Regions from separate parts of the Homo sapiens genome. Here all the other regions are linked to region 3. Evidence: chromatin loops called from intact Hi-C (ENCODE). Cell type or tissue: HCT116. All regions are shown on one strand.

Region 1 (8,000 bases), 1.3 Mb after region 3:
CCCAGGATGGAGTGCAGTGGTGCGATCTCGGCTCACTGCAACATCCACCTCCTGTGTTCAGGCGATTCTTCTGCCTCAGCCTCCTGAGTAGCTGGGATTACAAGTGTCCACCACCATGCCCAGCTAATTTTTGTATTTTTAGTAGAGGCGGGGTTTCACCATGTTGGTCAGGCTGGTCTCGAACTCCTGACCTCAGGTGATCACCCACCTCAGCCTTCCGAAGTGTTGGGATTACAGGTGTGAGCCACCATGCCCGGCCTAGTTGAGATCTTCTAAAGAGAGAGTGTATGGATTAAAAGAGGGCCAGCAATAGAACTCTGGGGTGTCTCAACATTCACAGAAGTAGCAGAGGAAAAGGAGCTAGTAAAAGATTTTGAGAAGTTATCACCAGTAAGGTAGGAAGAGAACCTAAAATATAAAGTACTTTGGAAACCAGTTGAAGAAAGTGTTTCTAGAAGGAGACATAATCAACTATATCAGGTACAACTTGACAGGTCAAGTAAGACATTGACAAGGATAAGAATATAGGATTTTGGAACATGGCAGTCACTAATGACTTCAACAGCAATTTTATTGAAGGTAGTATATTTTGAAAGTCAAATACCTATTTTTCATACTATGCATATGTATATGTTTTAACTATGTCATAATTTGTGCATATCTCCTGAATCTTCTTGAAGACTAAAGACAAGTTTAGAGTTTAGAGGAGCTTTAAAACTTTGTGAGATTTTCTTTTTCTGCCTTGATATTAATTAAGATGACCTGTAGAAATTTCCTAAGTTATTCTTGAATTTCCAAGAGTAGAAACTATATATTAATACTTCAACAAAGTAATGGCTTCTTACTTTCTTTCATGTACAAGTTTCCCTTAGTTCCACCTTAAATTACGTCAGCTGAGGCATCTAGCACTGCATGCTCCCTCAGAATGTAGTTGTTACTCTTTCTCCCGAGACCTGATAGTACTTCCCAGTGAAATGCCTTTTTAAAAAAAAAAAAAAATTAATTACTTTTGTATTTTATGTTCTTTAAATTGAGACTTGTTAGATTTTGTAATTCTTTGACTTTATAAGTAATTTACCCTATTGAGGTAGAAATTTGGGGCATAAGTACAGTTCATCTTATTGTTTGGAATTTTCTTCTAGTTGTCTGGATTTTACTTTATATTTGTAATTGGTTTTTGGAATGCATACTGTTTTAAATAACTATTGTATGTTTCAGACAGAGCTTGAGAATAAACTACAGCAGCAGTTAACACAGGCAGCCCAGGAACTTGCAGCAGAGAAAGAGAAAATATCAGTATTACAAAACAACTATGAAAAAAGTCAGGAAACTTTCAAACAGCTTCAATCTGATTTCTATGGGAGGGAATCTGAACTTCTAGCCACCAGGCAAGATCTTAAGGTATAGTAAACTATACTGTACCATAAAGTCTCAGTAAGTTTTATAGACATTTATTAAATGATCTATTTGAATCCAAATGGGCAAGGAAATGTTAGTATTTGTGGAATAGTGTGCTGTTTTCTATTAAATTGTTATTTTGTATTAGCATGCTTTAAAAAATTGTTTAAAATGTGGGCATTTTAAAATGACATATTTATAATAGTAAGATAATTTGGATATATCTTAATTGTGACACTGTTAACTTATGTAAGTATTATGCTGTCTTTGTGTGTGAATAACTTTAAAGATAGGCTGCTGTTAAGTTTTAAATGTAAACCACTTGTGAAAAAATGCAAGCAATTTTACCATTGCTTGTCAGGCAATTCTGACATTAGTTATAATATTTGTCAAGTTCCCAATATTACTGGATTGCCTAATGATTAAAATTAGGAGATTATAGCTCAAAATAAACTTACCCTTAATTATATAACAATGTATAGAAATTTTGTCTTTGGTAATGTTATTTGATTAGATAAAGTATCAAGTTTATTAAATTGAAGGATAATGGGAAAAGGGTAAACAATTTTTAGGTCACAGGAAGGTACCAGTTTTCTAAGGAAAATGGAATATTTGTGTTCTCTCACAGAGGATTCAGCCAGTTTTTTTTCTGTCTCTCTTTTTGTTAAGGGGAAATGCTTTATCTGTTTCTTTCCTATGTTTGGGATTTTGTTTATTTAAAGTGCATATTGCAAAATTCTGAGAATGAAAGAATATTAAAATGTTTTATTTAGATAGGGAGCATATATTTTATCCATAGGCTGTTATAAGGAATTATGAAGGAGGTGGGACTTGATTAGGTCCTGAATTTGAATACACAGAGACTCCGGAGAAAGGTCATTTTATTCAGGGGCACATTTGAGAAAAGGTGCCATAGTGAGAATGAATAAAGCAAGCAGACAGTTAACATAATTGCCTTGCTGGCGTACTAGTTTATGTTTGGAATTAAGGTTTAAAAGGTTGGATCTAAATTGTGAAGTATCTTAGATGCCTAGCAAAGATGATTGGATTTTATATTTGAGGGGAAAAAGTGAAAAGTCTAAATAGAGGAGTAAAATGAAGAAAATAGTACTTTAGAAAACAACCTGGTAGTGGTTTGCAGACAGCTTGGATTGGACCTGGGATAGACTAGTGGTGGAGAGATGAGTTAAGAGGTTACTAACTTCCTTTCTCCATAAATTCTAATAGTCGAGGTATGAGTTGATTAGAACTGGGATGAACATTAAAGAGGATGAAATAGAGATTAATGGGAGAGAGAGAAGAAACAAAAGGACTGAACCCATACCTGGCTGCAAGGATTTGACAGAGATAGGAAATTGGGTGAAAGAATTTTCATAGTGCCAGTAGAATATCTATGTATCTATCTATGTATCTATCTGTTTATCTGGAGGTAAAAATTAGCAATAGTTGTTATTAAGAAAAAATACCACACAAGATTTAGGTAGTGTTAAATTATTATTATTTGACCTTACAACACTATTGAAAGTATTGAAAGTCAAGGAAGCTTTGTGGAGGAGTTTGGGCTTAGCCTAAGAACAGTGAGGAACCACTAAAGGGAGTTACTTACATTTGTATTTTAGGCAAATGACTCACTGCAGATTGAGGAATGAGAAACAGGGCTGAATCTGAAGACCAGAAGACTTTGCAGTAGTCTAAGTGCAAGACGATGGTGGTGTGGGCTGGTAATAGCAAGGATGGAGAAAAGTGGATGAATTTGAAGGATATTTAAATGATAGAAGAGATGAAACTTAATGTTTGATTGGAAAAGTCTTATAGAAATCACACTCTTTCCATATGGATGTCATTTACCCAAAGCATAAGCTAGTAACAGGAACCAACATTAAATTAATCAATGTTAATTGATTTGATTGATATTCTTTCATTAAGCCAGCGATTTTTATTATGCTTGAAAGCTATGTTGTGTACTAATAATTTCATACATGAAAGAATAACTCAAATGTAAATATGGGCAAAAAGAGAAAGCTGAGGGACAAGGCTGCCATAGAGTTTTACAACTGTTAAGGGACCTTGGATAGATCCTCTATTCCAAAGCTTGCTTTTGCCAAAGAGAGCAGGCCCAGTGCTTCCTTTTGCAGAGAAGACAGGCCTACTGCTGTACAATAACAGAACCATGGTTAAATCTTAGTTCTGATTCAAAGTCTGCCATTCTTTCATCATTTCACTATAATTTTTTAACAAAATAAAAGATTGGTAAATTTTATATAAAATGCTTTTAAAATGAGAAGTGTATGAACTACTTAAGAAGCTAATTAAAAAAAATAGTCAATTCCTAGGGAAGTTCAGATGATATTTATAGACTAGGATAAGAGATGGCTATCAGTTATTATTTTTCTTTTGCTTCAATGATGTTGGATGGTCTTGTGTATAAGAGAGAGAAGAGGAGAGATTCAGAGCCTTGTAACATGATACCTAACTACTTCAAGGCTATCTACCATGGGTTGACAGTGTAGAGCATGGGCTAACAGTGTATATACCTAGACACCAGTAGAATGGAAGGTAGCCTGGCCTGATCTATGCCTTTAGCCCCATCTGCTGGATTATTTATGAAGTACTTAAGTTTGTTGACTGGATATTTCAGATTGGCTATGCTGTACACCACTCTTTGTTGTCCAGGAAAGGTAGAGGTAGAATTTAACTGTAAAATTTACACCCTGAGTGAAGTGAAAATTCTAGGATAATAGATTTAGAATTAAATATAAATCTTCTTAGCCTAGTACTCTATATCATTTCATCAGAAATCAAGAAAAAACAACTAAAAATATGAAGTTTTTTTTTTTTTTTTAAGAAAGTATGGGAAAACTTGCTGAATAGACAAAAACAACAGCTACCATGGAACACTGCAGAAATCATTTGTTTACTGGGGTGCTATAATGTGATTGGCATAATCAGGGTCAAGGTTGGTATTTGATCCATTTAGGGATTTGCCTATTTCAAGGGGAGTAGATGGGTTAGAGATAGTCCCAACAAAACCATGGAATGGGAGAGAGGGTTCTCCGAGGGAAGAGATGCTGAGCAGAGGAAATAATATGCAATATTATTATAATCTGCAATAAGAAAGATGAAAAGAACATTTAAAATGCATGGCAGTATAAATGTTCATCTATGTCATTGAATGATGTAGATGAAAGTTCAGAGGCAGGGGAAAACATGTCTTGGCATGTTCAGAAAGGATTTCATGGAGCAGTCCAAATTTTGAGCTTGACTTTAAAAAATCAGTCACTGGGTTTTGTGAGTTTAACATTTTATAGGCTGTTATTTAAACCATGGGCTTTTTGGAAATCTTGTGGTTAGAGGTTAGGGTTGCTTTCCAGGCTCTAGCAAGCGTTGGTATTTTTAAACATTAGATCAGGATCTCTATTAACTAATTATAGTTGCTGTAGACTGTTTGAACTGGACTTTGTCAACTTTTCTCCTTTTTTATGTGAAATCACTCTCACCCTTTGTGACATATAGGTCAGTTCCCACATGTGGTATAGAGCCTTCTGTAAACCCCACTCCACAGCATCTCACACTCACTGTTTTTCTGTGCATTTGGCACATAGCGTATACTCTCCTGCCCTGTGTAGCTTCCATTTTACATGGCTGTTCTGCTTTTTGGGCGATGTACTCAACTCCCTTAAGTCAAAGACCAGCTTGTACCCTCCTGTTCTGTCTTAGCAGTGTTCTCAATTAATGGTTAGGTGCTGGATTAGTGAAGAACTAGCTGATGTTAATTCTTCCCTGAAAAAAGCCTCAAGGGGTTTAGTGTTCTACTGGCAGTCATTGAAAATTAAGATTTAATTTATATCAGAAAGACGTAACTGGGTTACTGGTAAGAAGTAAACTTTCAGGAAGCTTAAGAATCCTCATAAATAAGATCTTTATTTATTTATTTCATCTTTCTTTTTTTTTTTACTGAGTACTTGCTGTATACAAGCCTACTCAGCAAGGATCCTTTGCTAAATTACGTTTTCTGCCTCCTTTTCAAAGGAGCTGTATCTCCAGAATAAGAAAGATCAGCTTTTTCCAGATCTGATGGAAGAGATCAGTTGGATCTCTTACCCTGCTGATTCTTCGCAGTAGCAGCTGAGAGTGGCAAGGTTCCTACCATACCCATTATCTACCTGTTACCATATTTATCCCCAACTGAAGTGTCATGAGTGAAAAAGCTTCCCCTTTCCCCAACTTCTTCTTCTCAAAATACTTGGGCTTTAAAACAGTCAACAACTATGGACTATGTTAAATGACAATCACTACTTCTACGATATAGATGAGAAGAGGACAGTGTGCTTTCTCAGGATAGAGCCTCATTCTATGTTTGGCTGAATTTTCTCTTTTTGTTCACTTGATCAGGTTGTCAGCTGTGAAGTTGTTATTATTTTTATTCCATGACAAAATAATCCTTCCTATTTGTTTCAGGAAAAACTCTCTCAAATTGTGTTTTTCCCCTACTCTCACACCACAACAATCATCAACACAGAAGACTTCTGTGACCAAACATATGGGGATTTTCCCACACACACCAAGAAGCAGACACCAACTGTGTGTCTTCCAATTTAATTCTGACAGTATCTCCCTAGAGATAGTATCAAATCCCACAGATTGGGGGCTCAATCCCCAAGACTGCTCCCTACAACTCCAAACACCAATCATTAATCCAGGCTTCCAGAACTTCTGACCAACTAGCTAGTTTCAAGTTGGGGTTTTCATGACACCCTCTTTGGGTTCAGTTAGTTTGCTGAACAGCTCACAGAACTCAGGGAAAACTTACTTACATTTACTGATTTATTATAAAGGATATTACAGAGAATACAGATGAAGAGATGTGTTGGGTGATATGGGGGAAGGGGCACAGAGCTTCCGTGCCCTCCCCGGGCATGCCACCCTCCAGGCTCCGTATGTTCAGCTATCTAGAAGTTCCCCAAACCCAGTTCTCTTGGATTTTTATGGAAGCATTCTTTCACCCAGGGTATGAGGCAGGACCCTTTCAGGGAAGAGTCTTAAGACTCACAATCAGAAAATGGGGTGGGGAAGAAGATTAGAGGCCTGCCTAGGGACCAGTGGAAGAAGGGCAGGAGACGAGATTCTGTTTCCTGAGGCCTAACATACCCAACATTGTAACAAAAAACTGTAACAAAGGATGTGGGAGTTGTGATTCAGGAACCCTGGACAAAAACCACTATATCATAACACCATACTATTTATTAATATTTTTAGCATGTCAAGGGACATCATAGAACCTACCAAATGTATATGTATGCATAATGAAGCATTTAATTATATCTCTTTTAAGATTGTTTTCTTTCACACTGCCTTATGACTTTAACCATATATATGTTCTCTGAGTGTATCTGATATGGTCCCTACTTATTTGGTATTCTTTCATATCAACTAGCCAATATTGAAGATGTGATCAACATTCAGCAAATACTTTAAATATTTATTTAGTAAATAGATTATTTTTGGAGGCTTTGGAATTGCTTCCATTTTACTAAATATTTTATATTATAAATGTTTTCTATAAGCAAGAGAGTTAATATTTTAGAATTCTTTCTCTTTTACCTGTCTTACTGAAGGGTATAATATGCTATCTTTTTATAGTTTATTGCTTTCTACAATGTTTATATTAACTATGTTTCTGTTGAATTTACTAAAAACATGGCATATAATAATTTGGGAAAATTGTTTTTGTAAGTCTGTAGAAGAGAAGCTTTCTCTAGCACAGGAGGACTTGATTTCAAACAGAAATCAAATTGGAAATCAAAATAAATTGATTCAAGAACTGAAGACTGCCAAGGCTACATTGGAGCAGGATTCAGCAAAGAAAGAACAGCAATTGCAGGAGCGATGTAAAGCACTACAAGACATTCAGAAAGAAAAGGTATTGCATGTTTCTGACCTAAATCTACAATCTTAGAGTTACAGTTGTCTTAGAGATCATCCAGTCAAACCTCTTATTTAGTACAGGCATCATCCTTATTTTCAACAGCTCTCTCAGAGGGACCTCTAGTTTCTGACACTTTTGATCATTGGGATTTTAATGCTAGGAAGTACTTCTTAATGGCCTCCTTGTTATTTCTACCCTTTTTTCTTACTGCTCTTTAGTTTTACAAACAAGTCAATTTTTCACACCATAGACCCTTGGTTATTGCAGAAAAGATAATATAGTTCCTCAACTATTTCTCATATAACGTATTATCCTTTAGATGTGTGAATGAGATAATAAAAGATCTAGAAATAATTCTTAAACATGTTAAGAATTCTTAAAATTAAGAACCAGATTGTCTAAGGAGTTTATTAAGTTTCAAAGTTGAAAGCATTGGTTTACTAATATATGACCAGTACATTTTAAAAATCACTTTAAATTCTGTATGAAAGAAAAATTCAGATCCTAGGAAAGAGTTTATTTTTTGTTTTATAGTTGAAATCATATATTCCTGTTAGCTGACAGGATATTACTCTGCAGTGTATATTCCCTGAAATTCTTGGTAAATTCTAAATGGTTCAGTTCCTGAAATTTAATTTAAAAATGTTCTGTGGGTGTGGTGATGGTGAAGCTGGAA
Region 2 (8,000 bases), 320 kb after region 3:
CTATGGAAAGGCTGATGACGACAGGGACTAACATCCACAGTTCCCCAAAGGCTCTCCCGTGCCCTGTCTCCTGTGATTCCCACAAGAGTGCTGTGAATAAAACAGTGGTATTGGTTTCCCTTAAATGGTGGGAAAACTGAACCTTGTATAGGTCAGGAGACTGCTAAAGAGAGGCAGAGCTGGGGCTGGAAAGTTTGTCTTTTGATCCCAATGCCATTGCTGTTTCTATGACACCAGACAGCGTTCTCAGGTGGAGGATATCTAGACAACTAGACAACAACTACCTCACACCCTCCCTTTAAAATCAAGAACATTCCTGAATCAAGAATAGTCAAGAGACAAAAATAAATTTTAAAAAATCAAGAACATCATTCTAACAAGGGTCCAGTGGTACATTTGCTAAGGAGGTGCTCTGAGAGCCACCACTGGGCCTCAGAGACCACACACACTGTGGTCAGGTGTTGATACGGGTTGGCTGTGTCCCCACCCAAATCTCATCTTGAATTGTAGCTCCCATAATCCCCACGTGTCATGAGAGGGACAAGGTGGAGATAACTGAATCATGAGGATGGTTTCCTCCATCCTGTTCTCGTAATAGTGAGTGAGTTCTCACGAGATCTGATGGTTTTATAAGAGGTTTCTCCCTTCGCTGGGTACTCATTCTCTCTCCTGCCACCTTGTGAAGAGGTGCCTTCCACCATAATTCCCGAGGCCTCCCCAGCCTGAGAAACTGTGAGTCAATTAAATCTCTTTCCTTTAGAAATTACCCAGTGTTGGGTATTTCTTCATAGCAGCATAAGAACAGACTAATACAGGTGACATGGCAGAGATGGGTTTCCTCCAGAGCGTACACACATTCCAATGGTCATGAGATGAGCCATATTTCAAATGCAATAAAGAGACTTACCACTTCACAACCTCCAAATAATCCTACAAGGAAAAGACAGGATAATTACCAACACTACTATTAATTACTCTCAAGTTTCTTGTTGAGTGAGTTTGCATTCTTGAAGATCAGGCTTCCTTAGGTGAAGCATGCTCATGGCCTCACCATCCTCACCATGGTAAGTGATAATGCCTGCCATACAGTGGACTCCAAAAGATGTTTGTGGAATGAACAAATGAGGTCAATAGGCCACACTACAGAACTCTTTAATTCTCATGTTAAACATGCTGATAGGAAATTATCTGTCCCTAAATCATGGCAGAATAATCACAGTCAGCTATGAGGCAATCCTTTCCAGTTTGGATAGTTTTAAAGAACTTGGTATAAGCATGTATTTCTTTCCATTAAGGTCCTTTGAGAGTGGATCTTATTTGTTTCATTTTCTTGGAGAAAATCTATCCCTGAACTTGAAAAAACAACATTTCAAAGGAAAAAACAAAGACACTGAGTTTGCTAAGAGGTTAAGTACAAGGTTCAGCAGACGTACTACAACACATGCACATGTGAGCACCACTTATTTCAAAGTTAGCCTGTTAGGGAGCTACAAATATATTCCAGTGATACTGGTTTGGGGCAAAAAATGTGCAGAATGCCTTTTTGGAACTATCTTTTTCTCTACAATCAGTTGATGTGATATTAAAAAAAAAAAAAAAAAAAAAAAAACCCTGTCATACTACTTTACAGTCCTGGCTCGTTTTTAACGAAAAATTACTCTAGCCAGTTTAACCACCACCCATGAGGCTGACTTAGTGATGAACAACTCTTGGCCAGTCCCTGACATCAAATCCACCTTCTAAGAATAAATACCACTAGGGTAAAAAAAAAAAAAAAAAAAAAAAATCTTCAGCAGAATGTGCTAAGGGCTCTAAAAGTAAATTCCAAAGAGAGACTTCAAAGATATTTTGAGCAATAGCAACATTATTGGAAGATATGTATAACCTCTCAAAGTGGACTCATACACAATTTGCACAAACTGCAATATAAATCCTTAAATAGCCGAAACATACTTGTAGGCAACAATTCCATTATGTTTTGGTCATCTTTACATTATTCCCCTGGCATAGTGCCTAGTACATAGTAGGGCATGCAGCAAATGTTTTCAAAATTAGATTTTCTATGGGAATAAAGTACAGAATTACCATTAGTCACAGAAGGGCCATTACTCACTAGACTTTTGTCCTAAGGAGAAAATGATGTCTCGTGTTTCCTCATTGTCAAAGGTGGGTTTTATTGCTTTAGGGGCTCTACCTCAAGACAGTAACTGACAGATCTATTTGGTTTTACTGCCTTCTACCTCTACTGGCAAGTAGAAAACTTATCCCTCTGAATGTTGTCTCTTAAAGAAATCTTTATTTTAAAACAACTAAAATGTAAATTGAAGGGATTTCAGAATCTATAAAGAAGCGCTGGCATCTACTACACTTTTAAAAACTGTGAGCAACTGGCCATCAAGACAAAAATTTAAAAATTATACAGGATCTACCTCCATAGAAAAGGTAATGGAATTCCCTTTGAGGATGTGCCTACTATGTATACTTAATACATAGTACCCGCAGTCTTCAGGAAATCCTACAAAAGAGGTATTATCATTCTCATTTCTACAGATAAAGAAACTTGAAGCTTTGAGAAGTTAAATACAGATGTATACGTTTACACATTCCTTAGAGGGCAGAGCTAAGGTTCAAATTTAGGTCTGTTAGAATCCAGGTCTGTCCTTCATCTCTCAACTGTGGAGTTTATTCCAGAAGTCTAAAGCAGAGGGCCCACTGGCCAGCCAAAGGGGGCCTAAAACAGTGATTTGATAAACATGAATGAATTGCCAAAGTTTAGAAATATGAGGTTTTGCATAAAACATGGATTTGTACCTCCATTATATCAAACCTACATCATTCGTGTCTTCATAGGCCCGGCAGTTAATGCTTTTGAGTCTGTGACCTTTGCTATTCCCTGCTGCCTCCCCAACACTTTCTTTTAAAGGAAAAACCAAACCTAATGCTCCACCAGTCCTGTCTTACCTGTATATCCCACAGGAATTTAGAATCATACCATTTTGATGAAGTAAGATACAATCACTGAGATCAAGTACACGACTTTATGGTGAATTTAAGGCCAAAGGGTCACGTGACTTGTTCATGGTCACAAGCTACAGGCCTCGATCCCATACGTCCTTATTCTTGTCTGCTCTGCTACTCAGATTCTCACTGGCAACCAAACATATATATGATTTAATGGCCTGTGAAGTAGGGTAACACCATTCTTCCACAATTCCCTTTGAAATGACTATCATGAGCTTGCATTTCTGATGAACATGCTGGAACTGCTAAGACTTCACATCTATTTTCTTTCATTTGCCAAAAGTCCCCTATAAATAAATCACTCAGCTTCCACATATCCTCTCCTTGGTCTCCCATTCCTGTTCTGCCAGGAGCTGCCAGCAGTAGCTGTGGTTGAATACTGAAGGGGAAAAGAAGCTACAAAGGAAGCCCCAGTGGAGCATCTTTGACTTCTAACCCATAGGCCAGGGGATCGGGAAGACGCATACCAGTGAGTGACTCATAGGTCACACATACCAGTGGGTGACTCAAGCCACTACCCTTTGGAGTAGACACAATTTTTATTTTCATTTCGGATGTTCGTCAGAGGAAATCAGTTTGAATCATTTTCAATTATGTAAATACTAAAGCATATTTCAACCACATAAGATGGTAAAATTTTCTCCTCCTTTCTCTCAAAGGTACTAAGTTTATCAAATTAAATGATAAAACTTCCTCTCCCAGACTAGGAAAATACACCAAAAAATAGCTTGCCAATTGAAAATTATTTTTAGAGGTGTTTGGAGTATATGCATTATCAAACATAGTTCCTATTTTAAAAAAAAAAGCAAAACACAACATTGTACTTATTCCAATGTTTCTATATGTGACTGAAGCCAGAAACTGTATTTGTCAAAATATCATTCTTTTGAGGAAAGTGATCAAATTAATAACGAGTTGTGCCTGAAGAGGTTTTGGAATCTCAAAGTAAGCAGGCTCTGTACTTTTCTAATTAATGAAGAACAGACAGCTCTTTATTAAGAAGAATCGACTTTTTATTTATACCAAAGTGGTGTTTCTTTGACATTTGTTTTTATTTCATTGCTGACCTACTTTCTTTCTGACAGTCTTGAATGAATATCTATTCTTATGTCCTTTAACCGTCTTGCAAGGTAGCCAGGCCAACTGGCTTTCCCCCTGGACAGTAAATCACTCTGGGACTCTGTGTTCTAATATCAACTCGGCCAGAGATTTGCCACGTGTGCTTTATCAGACTCTCCATCTCTTCTGCTTGACTTCAGACATCTGCAAAGCTGAAAAACAGCTCTGACACAGAACAAAGGGTTTTAAGGTGCTCTGAAAGCCCACAGAGGGCCAAACCATGACAGCTGTGGATTAGCACGTGCTCACTTCATTCTGCTGGTGCTTGGAGACTGCACAGTGGTTAGAAGAGGAAAGGCTCAGGGGTCAGACGGCCTGGGTTTAGAGCCCAGCTCTGCCATTTATTAACCGTGCAACCTTGGGCAACTCACTTAACCTCTCTGTGCTGCGGCCACCTCAGCTATAAAATGGGACATTGAGAGTTAAACATGATTAGATATTCAAAAGACTTAGTGCAGTGCCTGTCATACCATAAAACTTAGTAAATATCAGCAGTATTTATTATTTTTCCATTTTTGATGCCCTCACTGACATGCCCTGAGTGTGAGTAAAATTTTGTCATTCAGCTTGACTATATTTAGCGCCTCGATTCTTGAAGGAAACAACGTCAGAACCATTAGTATAATTTCCTAAGATCTAGTCAGACATCTCTAGGGCATAAATTGTTACGTGGGACCAGCCATGAAGTACCGCACTGCAGGTGTTTTGGAAAGTCGCACTAAATCTAAGCAGAGGATGTGAACCCCGTGCACCCTGCAGCAAGAGTTTGGCGAGGTGGCTTGCTACTCACTCTCTTCCCTGACTGATGTCTGGTTCTGACATCCAGAGCATGACACATGACAGATGACAGCGACACATCTGCACATGCCCACCAGCACACCCAGGTTTTACAAAAGCCAATGTCATTTTTTCAGTAAGTAAACAAAATAGTGGCACAAGGGATGTGCAGAATTTCACTTGTTCATTTGCTTTGACATTTTTAGGGAATTTCTTGTGATAGTCCTAAAAATATTTTACAAACACATGAAAAATGAAATTAGCCATTTTTCTCAGGCTTCGACTTCTAACAAAAAAGATTATCAAATATAAGCTTTTGAAGAACAAGCATAAATAAATGTTATTTTATGGCTTAAAGTTACAATTTATAGGCTTTTACTCTTTTCTGAATATGAAGAAAGTTGCCACACATTTTGCTTTTATCACTGCTTGCCTTTGATGAAATCTTTGTAATTGTTACAGTAACAACCATACCTTGCATCTTTCTCACATGCAAAAAACACAAATGCTACTCCACTTGATCTATCTTAATTTACTCATTGTTTAAAATTTATCCATAAACAAAATTAAAAATAAAAAAACTTAAAAATTATAAAATCAGAGGACTACTCCTGGGAGCCAGCATAAAATAAAACAAAAGAGCTCAGATTTTGGACACAGGCAGACCTGGATTTGTGGGTGAGAAACTTAGTCCCTTCTCTGCTTTGATTTCCTCATCTGTAAAATAATAATAATAATAATAATAATAATAATAATAATAATAATAATACCTATACCTGTAACTTGGAAGGCTGATGGTACCAGGACAGTCCCTGGGGGAAAATGTGGCCCAGCAAATGATTTCTTAAGAAATAGAAGGAAAGTAAAAAGGAAAGGAAAGAGGCAAAAAAGGAGGGAGTAGCAGTGACTCTCCCCAGGCTATACAAATTGGGTTATAACCCAGGCCTTCTGCCAAAATTCTGCCTCTCAAATAGAACACTTGACTGTTTTTATTATGTGAATTTTCCATACATAACAAAGTAGAGGAAAGTGTAAAGAACCCCCAAAAACCTATCACCAAGCTTCAACAATTATTATATTTTACCATTCTGATTTCACGTATTTCCCTATACACATACTTTTTTTCTTTTGAAGGAGTATTTTTTAAAGAGTCTTAGGCCTCATATTAATTCATTAATAAGTGCTTCTAAATAGATAAGGACTTTTAAAACTCACAATACCACCAACTCAATAAAATTACCAGTAATTCCTTAGTAACATGTAATAAACAGAGTATGTTTTATTTTTGCCTGTTTAAAAAAAAAGGCATTTTTTTAGTTAGTCAGTTGTTCAAATCAAGTTCCAAACAAGATTCATACCTGCATTTGGTTTACAGGTCCCTTAAGTCTTTTTTTTTTTTTTTTCCTGAGACGGAGTCTCGCTGTTGCCCAGGTTGGAGTGCAGTGGCGTGATCTCAGCTCACTGCAGGCTCCATCTCCCACCCTTAAGTCTTTTTGTTTTTTTTAATTATACTTTAAGTTTTAAGGTACATGTGCACAATGTGCAGGTTTGTTACATATGTTTACATGTGCCATGTTGGTGTGCTGCACCCATTAACTCCTCATTTAGCATTAAGTGTATCTCCTAATGCTATCCCTCCCCCCTCCCCCAACCCCACAACAGTCCCCGGTGTGTGATGTTCCCCTTCCTGTGTCCATGTGTTCTCATTGTTCAATTCCCACCTATGAGTGAGAACATGCAGTGTTTGGTTTTTTGTCCTTGCGATAGTTTGCTGAGAATGCTGGTTTCCAGTTTCATCCATGTCCCTACAAAGGACATGAACTCATCATTTTTATGGCTGCATAGTATTCCATGGTGTATATGTGCCACATTTTCTTAATCCAGTCTATCATTGTTGGATATTTGGGTTGGTTCCAAGTCTTTGCTATTGTGAATAGTGCCGCTATAAACATACGTGTGCATGTGTCTTTATAGCAGCATGATTTATAATCCTTTGGGTATATACCCAGTAATGGGATGGCTGGGTCAAATGGTATTTCTAGTTCTAGATCCCTGAGGAATCGCCACACTGATTTCCACAATGGTTGAACTAGTTTACAGTACTTAACAGTTCCCCATCTCTACTTTTTTCTCGTAGCATTTATATACTGAAAACAAAAATGGGTCATTTGTTTTGTAGAACTTCCTACATTCAGGCATTGGCTGATCTGTACCCTTGTAGTGGTGTTTAGCATGTTCCTCTGTCTCCCGTATTTCCTATAACCTGGTATTAATAGTTAGATGTGCATGTTTGATGAGCTTCTGGTTCAGCCTCGTTGAGGGAGGGGATGTGGGTAAGAATACTTCACAGGTGGTGCTGTTTCTTTTCTATCAGATCACATTGGAGGAGCATAACTAACGTTCGGCTGTTCCACTTTTAGTGATATGGAGACTGATCCGTGGGTTCAAGTGTTGTCAGCCTGATTCTCTGTTAGAAAGCACCAATTTTACCTGATTTTATCATTCATTAATGGTTGTTGCTTAGCTCCATTACTTCATTAGATGCTACAAAACTGTAGGTTTTTAAAACTTTTCTAGCACCCTTCTGCATTTATTAGCTGTAATTCTCTATAAAGTAAATAGGAAAGCAGGGGTGGATGTGAGATCTCCTTTTTAAATCCATTTTCAGAACAATGACTTGGTGCCCTAACAATCTCAGAAGTGACAAATGCGGGATTTTTTTGTCTTATTGTCTTGTGTCTTTAGAATTTTGTCATAAACTCATGGACTTTTATATATTTTTATATATTTCAATCCTTTTGATGCTCAAACTGTCTCATCTTTGCCCTCTGGGGGATCCCCTCAGGTTGGCTTCTGAATCATTCTGACATGATCCCAGCAGTCTCTTTGATGGCTTTGCTCTAGATGGTTCAAAGAGAACCTTTAAAAAAAAGTAACCAAGAGGCTGGGCACGGTGGCTCACACTTGTAATCCCAGCACTTTGGGAGGCTGAGGCGGGTGGATTACTTGAAGTCAGGAGTTCGAGACCAGCCTGGCCAATATAGCAAAACCGTGTCTCTACTAAAAATACAAAAAAAAAAAAA
Region 3 (8,000 bases):
GGCTCCCTCCTTCCTCATCCTACTGAAAGGAGCCCTGCTGAGCCCACCATTGATCTGCTGGTGACTAGGTGTCAGGCATGTGCACAGACTTTTTCCATTTGAACTGCTCCAAGGCTGGCTGACGGCCACCCCCTCGGACTTCTGTCCACCCAACACCCAGTCAACCATTCTGGTGGCTCTTTCTCAGTCTCTTAGGTCCCCCAGCGCCCACAATTGGTACTTTTTTTCTGAGGCAGAGTCTCACTATGTCACTCAGGCTGGAGTGCAGTGGCACGATCTTGGCTCACCGCAACCTTCACTTCCTGGGTTCAAGTGATTCTCCTGCCTCAGCCTCCCAAGTAGCTGGGATTACAGGCACGTGCCACCATGCCCAGCTAATTTTTGTATATTTAGTAGAGACAGGGTTTCACCATGTTTGCCAGGCTTGTCTCTAACTCCTGACCTCACATGATTGCCTGCCTGGGCCTCCCAAAGTGCTGGGATTACAGGCGTGAGCCACCGCACCTGGCCAAAACTGGTACATTTGAAGTTCTGTTCCTGACCATCTTCCTATTCTGCCAGCATCATCCCATTACTTCATGGACTCATGTACACTTAACGTTGTATTTTTAGCACCAATGTACCTCCTACATTTTAGTCTTTCTAACTGTCTATGTGACATTCCACTTGGATACCCCACAGATGTCTGGACTCTCATGACCCAATCTGAGTCAATCCTCCCCGAACTCACCTCCCCACGGTGATTCCAGCTCATCCTCTGCCCTCCTTCCTTTCCACCACCCCTGTCTGATTACTCAGTTCCGTAGTTTCCATCTGCCTCAAAGAGTGCCACACCCGCTCCCTGTTCTCATTGCCAGTGCCTTGCTTGATTTTATCAGCCACTCCTGCCTGGACTACTACAGTGACCTACTTACAAGTCTTCTTATTTCTTGCTTGGTGGTTATCACAAAGATCACTTTGGAAGCTTCTTGAAAGTGCAGATTCTCAGGCTCTACCCCCAGAGAGTCTGATTTGGTAAGACCAAGGTACAATCCAGGCATGTGGGTTTTTAATAAGCTCACCGCTGGAATCATCCAGTGCAGATGGTCCCCAGACCACTCTGTAAAAACCACATGACTTGTCCTCTTCTTATTCCAGTCCATTAACTACATGATTAATTACTAAAGCTATTACTACCTAACATTTTTGGAACACTTATTATATCCCAAGGCTGTGTTGAACTTTCTATATGCCTATGGGCCACTAACATAACAACTCTATGTTTTAACTATAATTATGATTCCATTTTACCTTTGGGAAAACTGAGGCACAGAGAGCTAAGTTAACTAGCCCAAGGGCACATTCTCTCTGATCCAAAGCCAAGTTCTCGTGAGTACATCTTACCGTCTCCTTTGCTCCCCATGGTCCAGCTATGCCGAATGTCTTTAGTTCTCTGAATGACTTTAGTTCTCTGCTTCTTTATGGCTCTGAGCATTTGTCATGTGGTTCCCCTCTTTGAAATGACCATCTGTATCAGTTTCCTATGACTTCATAACACATTGCAAACATAACAGCTTAAAACACCCATTTATTAGTTCATAGTTCTGGAGGTCAGAAGCCTGAATGCAGCATGACTGGGTCCTCTCTTCAGGGTCCTACAGAGATAAAATCAAGGTGTCAGCTGGGACTAAGTCTCATACAGCTTGGGGATCCCTTCCAAACTCCCTGCTTATTGGCAGAGTTCAGTGCTCTTGCAGTGGTAGGATTGAAGGCTGGTTTCTCTGCTGGCTGTCAGGCAGGGGTCGTTCTGAGCTCCTAGAGTCAGCCTGCATTCCTTGCCACGTGGCCCCTTTCATCTGTAAAGCCAGCAAAGAAAATCTTGCCAATGATGAGTTCTTGCCGCTTGTCAAATCTCTTCTGCCAGGACAATCCAGTCCCTTTCAAAGGTTCACCTGGCTAGGTTAGGCCTACCCAGGATCATCTCCAGATCTTAAGATCAATTAATTTGGGAACTTTAATTACATCTGCAAATTCTCTTCACAGAAGCACCTAAATTGTTTGATTGAATAACTGGGCAAAGGTGTGTGTACACTGCGAGGGGGATGGGCTGAGAATCTTCAGGGGTCATCTTAGAATTCTGCCTAATCTTCAAAACTCAGCTCAAGGGTGACTTTCTTGATGTCTCTAGGCCGAGCTAGGTCCACCCCCTCTACCCCACAGCATCAAATACACACTCTTCTACTGGTCCATTTCCCCCCAGCTGGGCTGTGAGATTCTTGAGATCAGAAACCAAGCGTTGGTCATCTTTGTGTGCCCAGCTCCCGGAATAGCACCCGACTCTATATTTGCTGCCTGAGAGCTCAGGATGTGCTCAAGCAAGCCCTCCAGACGAGAAGGGCATTTTCATTAGAATTGCATGCATCGCAGGTACAGGGCTGTTGACGGGACAGCAAGTGCTTCCGGAAGGTCCCAGGAAACTTCATCGGCACCCTACGCTCCAAAGTCTTTTAGCCGAGAACCATGGGCAGGCCAGCACGCCTTCTGAAAAGCCCAGTGAAACCAGCATCGCCGTGACGGTGAGGCGGATGGGCCACTAGGTGTCACTCAAGATTCAATAAAGAGAATCGCGGATGCTTCGAAAGCCGTTTCCGCCCTTCTAGGGAAGGGAGCTGGTTAGACGATCCCCACCCATTGTTTTTTGGTTCACGCTCCAAGCCTTCCGCGCCTCTTCATTTCCCTTCGCGGACAAGTCTGGGTCTAAAATAGGATCACAGAATTCGAAGCTATAAGGCTGGGGGCCACCCGACCGGCTAATTCAGCCTCCCGATTTTGTGGACCAGCAACCAGAGCCGGGAGCTTGCGCAGGGCGGGCAGCAGAGCCCCGCTTCAGCCCCCACGGGGTCCGCGTGCTCCTGCCTACCCTCGAGCAGCAGTGAGGAGGCGTGGGCGGGTCCCGGCTCTCGGCCTGGGTGTCCAGGGTGTCCAGGGTGTCCTGGGTCGTCCCGGGGGCTGCACCGCGAGGTGTCCCTCAGGACCACTTCCAGATGCCCAGGCCGCATTCAGCTGATTCAGCGCCCGTGCTCCAGAACCCAAGACAAGGAAGGTGAAAAAGAAGGTCCCGTGGATCTGTTAGGACCTGACCTTTCTTCAGATCGTCTCAAACAATCTCTTCTTTCTTTGGATTTTAGGGCTGGGGAGTGAGGACGCACCTGGCTTCCTGACAGCATCTGCAATTGACTACAGTCCTTTCACTTATGCCAGGGGGAGGTTCGGGGCTGAAGGGATGGGGTCGCAAAATGCTCGTGCAAAGCACCTTCTTGGCAGGAGTTTGGTTTTTCTGCCCCCACCCTCCTACTTTCCCCGTGGAAGAAGTGGATGTCCTCGCGCGAGGTTCGAACAGGCTGCAAGACCAAGGCACCGCGCGTGCGGACTGATCTTCCTCACCCCCGGCAGAGGGCGCCCTTCTCCCGCTCCAGCGCCCCGCCGGGCGAGCCCCTCCAGCCGCGCCCTGAGCCCTGCCTCGTCCAGGCCGGGTCTCCAGCGCCAGGTGCCTGCAGCCCTACACTGGGAGAATTACAAAGCTACTTCTGTCTGACATTGGGCACAGCCTTTGAATGTCCCGTTCCTTTTGCTCCTAGCTGACTTACTGCTCATTTTTATTTTCCTAAGTGAATATTGAAACTTATTTGCATTTTATGGAGCTCCTGGTAACAGAGGGATCTTACCTGGCAGGGTGAGAATCCCGCTAAGGAAGTTGGCTCAGGACGGAGGTTCTCGCCAGGGCTCACCCACAAAGGGAATAATCCTATCTATGAGACAAATAATTTCCTTTAAAGCTTGCAAAGGGGGGCGGACGCGGTCGCTCTTGCCTGTAATCCCAACACTTTGGGAGGCTGAGGCCGGCGGATCACTTCAGGTCAGGAATTCGAGAGCAGCCTGGCCAACATGGTGAAACCCGGTCTCTACCAAAAATACAAAAATTAGCTGGGCGTGGTGGCTCGTGCCTGTAATCCCAGCTACTCGGAGGCTGAGACAGGAGAATCACTTGAACCTGGGAAGCAGAGCTTGCAGTGAGCCAAGATCGTGCCACTGCACTCCAGCCTGGGCCACAGAGCCAGACTCTGTCTCAAAAAACAAACAAACAAACAAACAAACAAACGGGTTTTCCTGTGTCAAGCTTAACCGATTCTATTTATCTCTTTCCTCTTCATGAAAAGGTTGATTTATTCATTTCTCAACCGATATTTTACTGAGTACCTTCTGTGTGCCAGGTACCAGGGTGAAAAAGGCAGAGTTGATTCCTGGTTTGGGTGGAGCCGATGGTCTAATAAGGGAAGATATATTGAATAAACACGTTAATTGGTCATACCTAAGATAAACGCTACACAGGAAAAACAGAGACTTCTGGAGGAGGCTGCAACAGGGAACCAGCTGAAGTCCTCAGCTGAATCTCAGGCATCCTTTCCCTCCTAGAAGCTCTCTTCTCACTTCCTGCTGCTGCAAACTGATAAAAATAATAGCCTCCCAGAAGCGGATGGTGAGTCAGTGCATTCAAGGCTGCACATCCCCAGGTGAGGTAACAAGAGTCAGGGTCTGGCTGAAATCTCCTCTCCCCGTTCGCACTCCTGGGCTGAGTGCCACTCGGCAAGGCGTGAGCCATTTTGCATGATGAAGTCCACATTACAGATTTCTTCTGACACCTGATGACTAACAAGGTCTGAAAACAACAAGACACCTCTAGGCGCTGCATCCTCCTCCTCCTCTTCAGTGTTTATGGAACACCTCCTAGGTATTGGGTGGGTGTTTTGTGCCAAGGATGCAAGCAAAACATTAGAGACAAAAGGAGGAATAGAATATGCCAAAGGCCAAGGAGGGTATGAACTAGTGGTTCCCAGAGTTTGAGCTTTTATGAGCAGCTAAAAGTGAGAGCTTTATTAACTAGGATCAGACATTGATAATTAGGTCAAAGGATAAAAGAGGTTCAGCCTAACAGTGGCCTAAACAAGACAGAAAATAAAAGTTTATCTCTATCATGAGAGTCCACAGTCCAGAGTCTCACTGAGTAAGGGAAAGGTGAGGGTGAGCGCTTTGCTGCCCTTCCTGTGATATTCTCAAAGGAAAGACGGGGGAGAAAGAGGAGACTCACACAATCCATTCTCCACCCCGCAGCTGCAGCCTGCGTACTCTTTGAAATATGTCATTCAGATCGTTATCCTGCTTCTCATCTTCCTGTGGCTTTCCATAACTGGCCAGAAGCCCTCCCACAACCCCCACCGCCCTGCCTGCCTCCACCACCTGCTCCTCGCTCATCGCACTCTGGCTGTAGCGCCTGCCTTCTTTCTGCAACTTGCACACGCCAAGCTCTTCCTAAAGCTATGCCTATGCATGCACAATGTCCTCTGGTTGGAAGGCCCTTTCTGCAGCTCCTTCTATGGCTTGTGCATCTCCACCTTAGGCCTTAGTTCAAGTATCTATCACCTCCTCAGAGCACCCTTCCCTCAAGCCCTGGTGGGCAGTGGCTCTGCCACCTACATAGCCTCATAGTCACTCCCTCTCTCATGTTCCTGATTATGTCTTTTTCTTTTAAGAGACAAGGTCCACTCTGTCATCTAGGTTAGAGTGCAGTGCATGATCATAGCTCAGTGCAGCCTTGAACTCCCTGGCTCAAACGATCCTCACACCTCAGCCTCCTGAGTAGCTAGGACTACAGGTGTGTGCTACCACGCCTGGCTAATTTTTAAATTTTTTGTAGAAATGGAGTCTCACTGTGTTGCCCAGGTTGGTCTCTAACTCCAGTCCTTAAGCGATCCTCTGACCTCAGCCTCCCAAAGTTTTGGAATTACAGGCATGAGCCACTGTGTCAGGTCCCTGATTGTGTCCTTGATAGGATTTACCACAATCTGAAGCCATCTCGTTTGTTTGCTTGCTGGCTCTTTGTAAGTGTATGACCTCCTTGAGTAAAGGAACCTTGTCTGTCACGCTCACTTCTCTAGCCCCAGTGACCAAAAAGATGTCTGGGAACGGTGTCACACATGCTCTGCAAATTTGTGACAGATGAACTGAATAGGAAAGAAGGATAAATTCTTTCCAACTCTGTCAAAGATGCTGTTCCATGCTCTAACTGAAGTCAGAAGGTCTGAAGTCTGAGGTTTGTTGAAGGCTTTCACTGACTTAGATAAATCTAGTATGGTAGTAAAGTTGGCGTGTTCCACAACAGATAAGCCATAAGCTGAGACATTTATATCAACTCTTGTGTCCCAGCTCCATCCCCAACACACCAGGAGCTCCAGTATTTAAAATATGCTTTTCCTAAGAGTGAGAGGTTTGAGATTTCACATGCCTGAGTCATCTTCATGGCAGACCTGACTGGGGCTCGTTTGCATTATGTGGAAATGATCTTTGGGGGTGTGAGGCTGTTGATGAAAGAAAGCCTTTAGCATCTGTGTCTTTTTCGTAAGGCTGGAGCACCCACTGGCTTTGTTCCATATTGAACAGACATTTAGAGACATCCTTTTTTATTTTTTTATTTTTATTTTTGTTTTTTGAGATGGAGTCTTGCTCTGTCATCCAGGCTGGAGTGCAGTGGCACGATCTTGGCTCACTGTGACCTCCGCCTCCTGGGTTCAAGCGATTCTCCTGCCTCAGCCTCCTGAGTAGCTGGGATTGCAGGCGCCTACCACCACGCCTGGCTAATTTTTTTTATTTTTAGTAGAGACAGGGTTTCACCATGTTGGCCAGGCTAGTCTCGAAAGTTTGACCTCAAGTGATCGGCCCACCTCGGCCTCCCAAAGTGTTGGGATTACAGGCATGAGCCACCGTGCCCGGCAGGAGACATCCCTTAATAAACCTGGTTTGACCGAAGAGTTATCTCTGGAGAGGCTTTTTTTTTTTTTTTTTTTTTTTTTCCCTGACAGCATTCTTTTGTGATCACAGAAAACCTCCGAGGCTATTCAGGAAAGAGGGGCCAGCTGACTTGCTGGCGCTGGGAGAAATTAACCCCCATCATCAAAAAGACTTTCTATTGCATATTGTAAAATTTAAAAACTCTCGGGGAATACTGTGACCCTGTCTTTAAAACATGCATCTAAACAACCCAAATGTCAATTGATATGAATGAATAAACAAAATATGGTATATACATACAATGAAATATTATTTAACCTTAAAAAGGAATGAAACGTAGATAGATGCTATAACATGATGGAGTTTGCAGACATTACGCTGAGTGAAACAGGCCATATGCAAAAGGACAAATACTCCACGTATGTGAGATACTGACAATGGTCAAATTCATGGAGACAGAACGTAGAATGGTGGTTAGCAGGGTGGAGGAGAGAGGAATGGGGAGTTATTGTTTAATAATAATATGAGGTATGAGGTTTCAGCTGGGGGTGATGAAAGGGTCCCGGAGTAGATAGAGGCAATGATTGCTCCAAGTGCCTCATAGGAGTGGAATCATACACTATTTGTCTTTTTGTGATTGGCTTATTTCACTTAGCATGATGTCCTCAAAGGTTTATCTGTATTGTAGCATGCTTTAGGATTTGCTTCCTTTTTAAGGCTGTCTAATATTCTTGTATGTATACTTCACATTTTATTTTTTCTATTCATCCATCTGTGGGCACCTGGGTTGCTTCCACATTTTGGTTACTGTAAATAAAGTTGCGATGAGCTTCACGTCCGTGCTTTCAGTTTTTTGGGGGTATGTACTCAGAAGCAGAATTGCTTGATCATATGGTAATTCTATTTTTAGTTTTGTGTGGAAATTCCATACCATTTTCCACAGTGGTTGAATCATTTTACATTCCTACCAGCAGTGCTCAAGGGTCCCAATTTCTCTGGGGTCCTCATCCTTGCCCACACTTGTTATTTTCTGTTTTTTTTTTTTTTGTTTTTTTTTTGTTTTTTTAATAGTAGCCATCCTAGTGTATATGAAATGGTATCTCCTTGTAGTTTTGGTTTGCATTTCTCTAATGATTAGTGATGTTGTGCATCTTGTCATGCACTCACTGGCCATTTGT

The links. Hi-C counts contacts between places; a loop is a spot of excess contacts. Peaks named below come from ENCODE experiments on the same cell type or tissue, not always from the same donor. Only the 100,000 strongest peaks of a DNase experiment are listed, where the experiment ranks them.
Region 1: it touches region 3 in a loop (7-fold over the local background); 16 of 110 quality-filtered maps call a loop at or near these places.
Region 2: it touches region 3 in a loop (4-fold over the local background); 5 of 110 quality-filtered maps call a loop at or near these places.

What each region holds. Positions count from the first base shown.
Region 1 is chr12:92,781,268-92,789,267 of GRCh38, reverse strand. It overlaps EEA1 (early endosome antigen 1), which reads left to right. Exons shown (of 29, transcript NM_003566.4): 22 at 1,219-1,401; 23 at 7,133-7,318. Among named protein-coding and RNA genes, the nearest start is that of PLEKHG7, 82 kb to the right of the region's middle. In HCT116, a CTCF peak has its summit at 3,989 (motif pointing left); a DNase peak (open chromatin) is centred at 3,987.
Region 2 is chr12:93,780,915-93,788,914 of GRCh38, reverse strand. The region is part of intron 2 of CRADD (CARD and death domain containing adaptor protein); the gene reads right to left. Among named protein-coding and RNA genes, the nearest start is that of CRADD-AS1, 47 kb to the right of the region's middle. RefSeq lists enhancers at 2,639-3,838, 3,851-4,350 and a silencer at 4,168-4,462. In HCT116, no CTCF peak of the experiment used is centred here; DNase peaks (open chromatin) are centred at 3,084, 3,494 and 4,294; H3K4me3 peaks cover 1,583 bases; H3K27ac peaks cover 4,321 bases.
Region 3 is chr12:94,097,000-94,104,999 of GRCh38, reverse strand. It overlaps LOC124902986 (a long non-coding RNA gene), which reads right to left and starts at 3,387. Exons shown (of 2, transcript XR_007063409.1): 1 at 1,384-3,387. RefSeq lists enhancers at 2,665-2,834, 3,285-3,344, 3,401-3,909, 3,910-4,419 and a silencer at 6,193-6,487. In HCT116, CTCF peaks have their summits at 2,550 (motif pointing right) and 3,447 (motif pointing right); DNase peaks (open chromatin) are centred at 2,569, 3,181 and 3,419; H3K4me3 peaks cover 1,511 bases.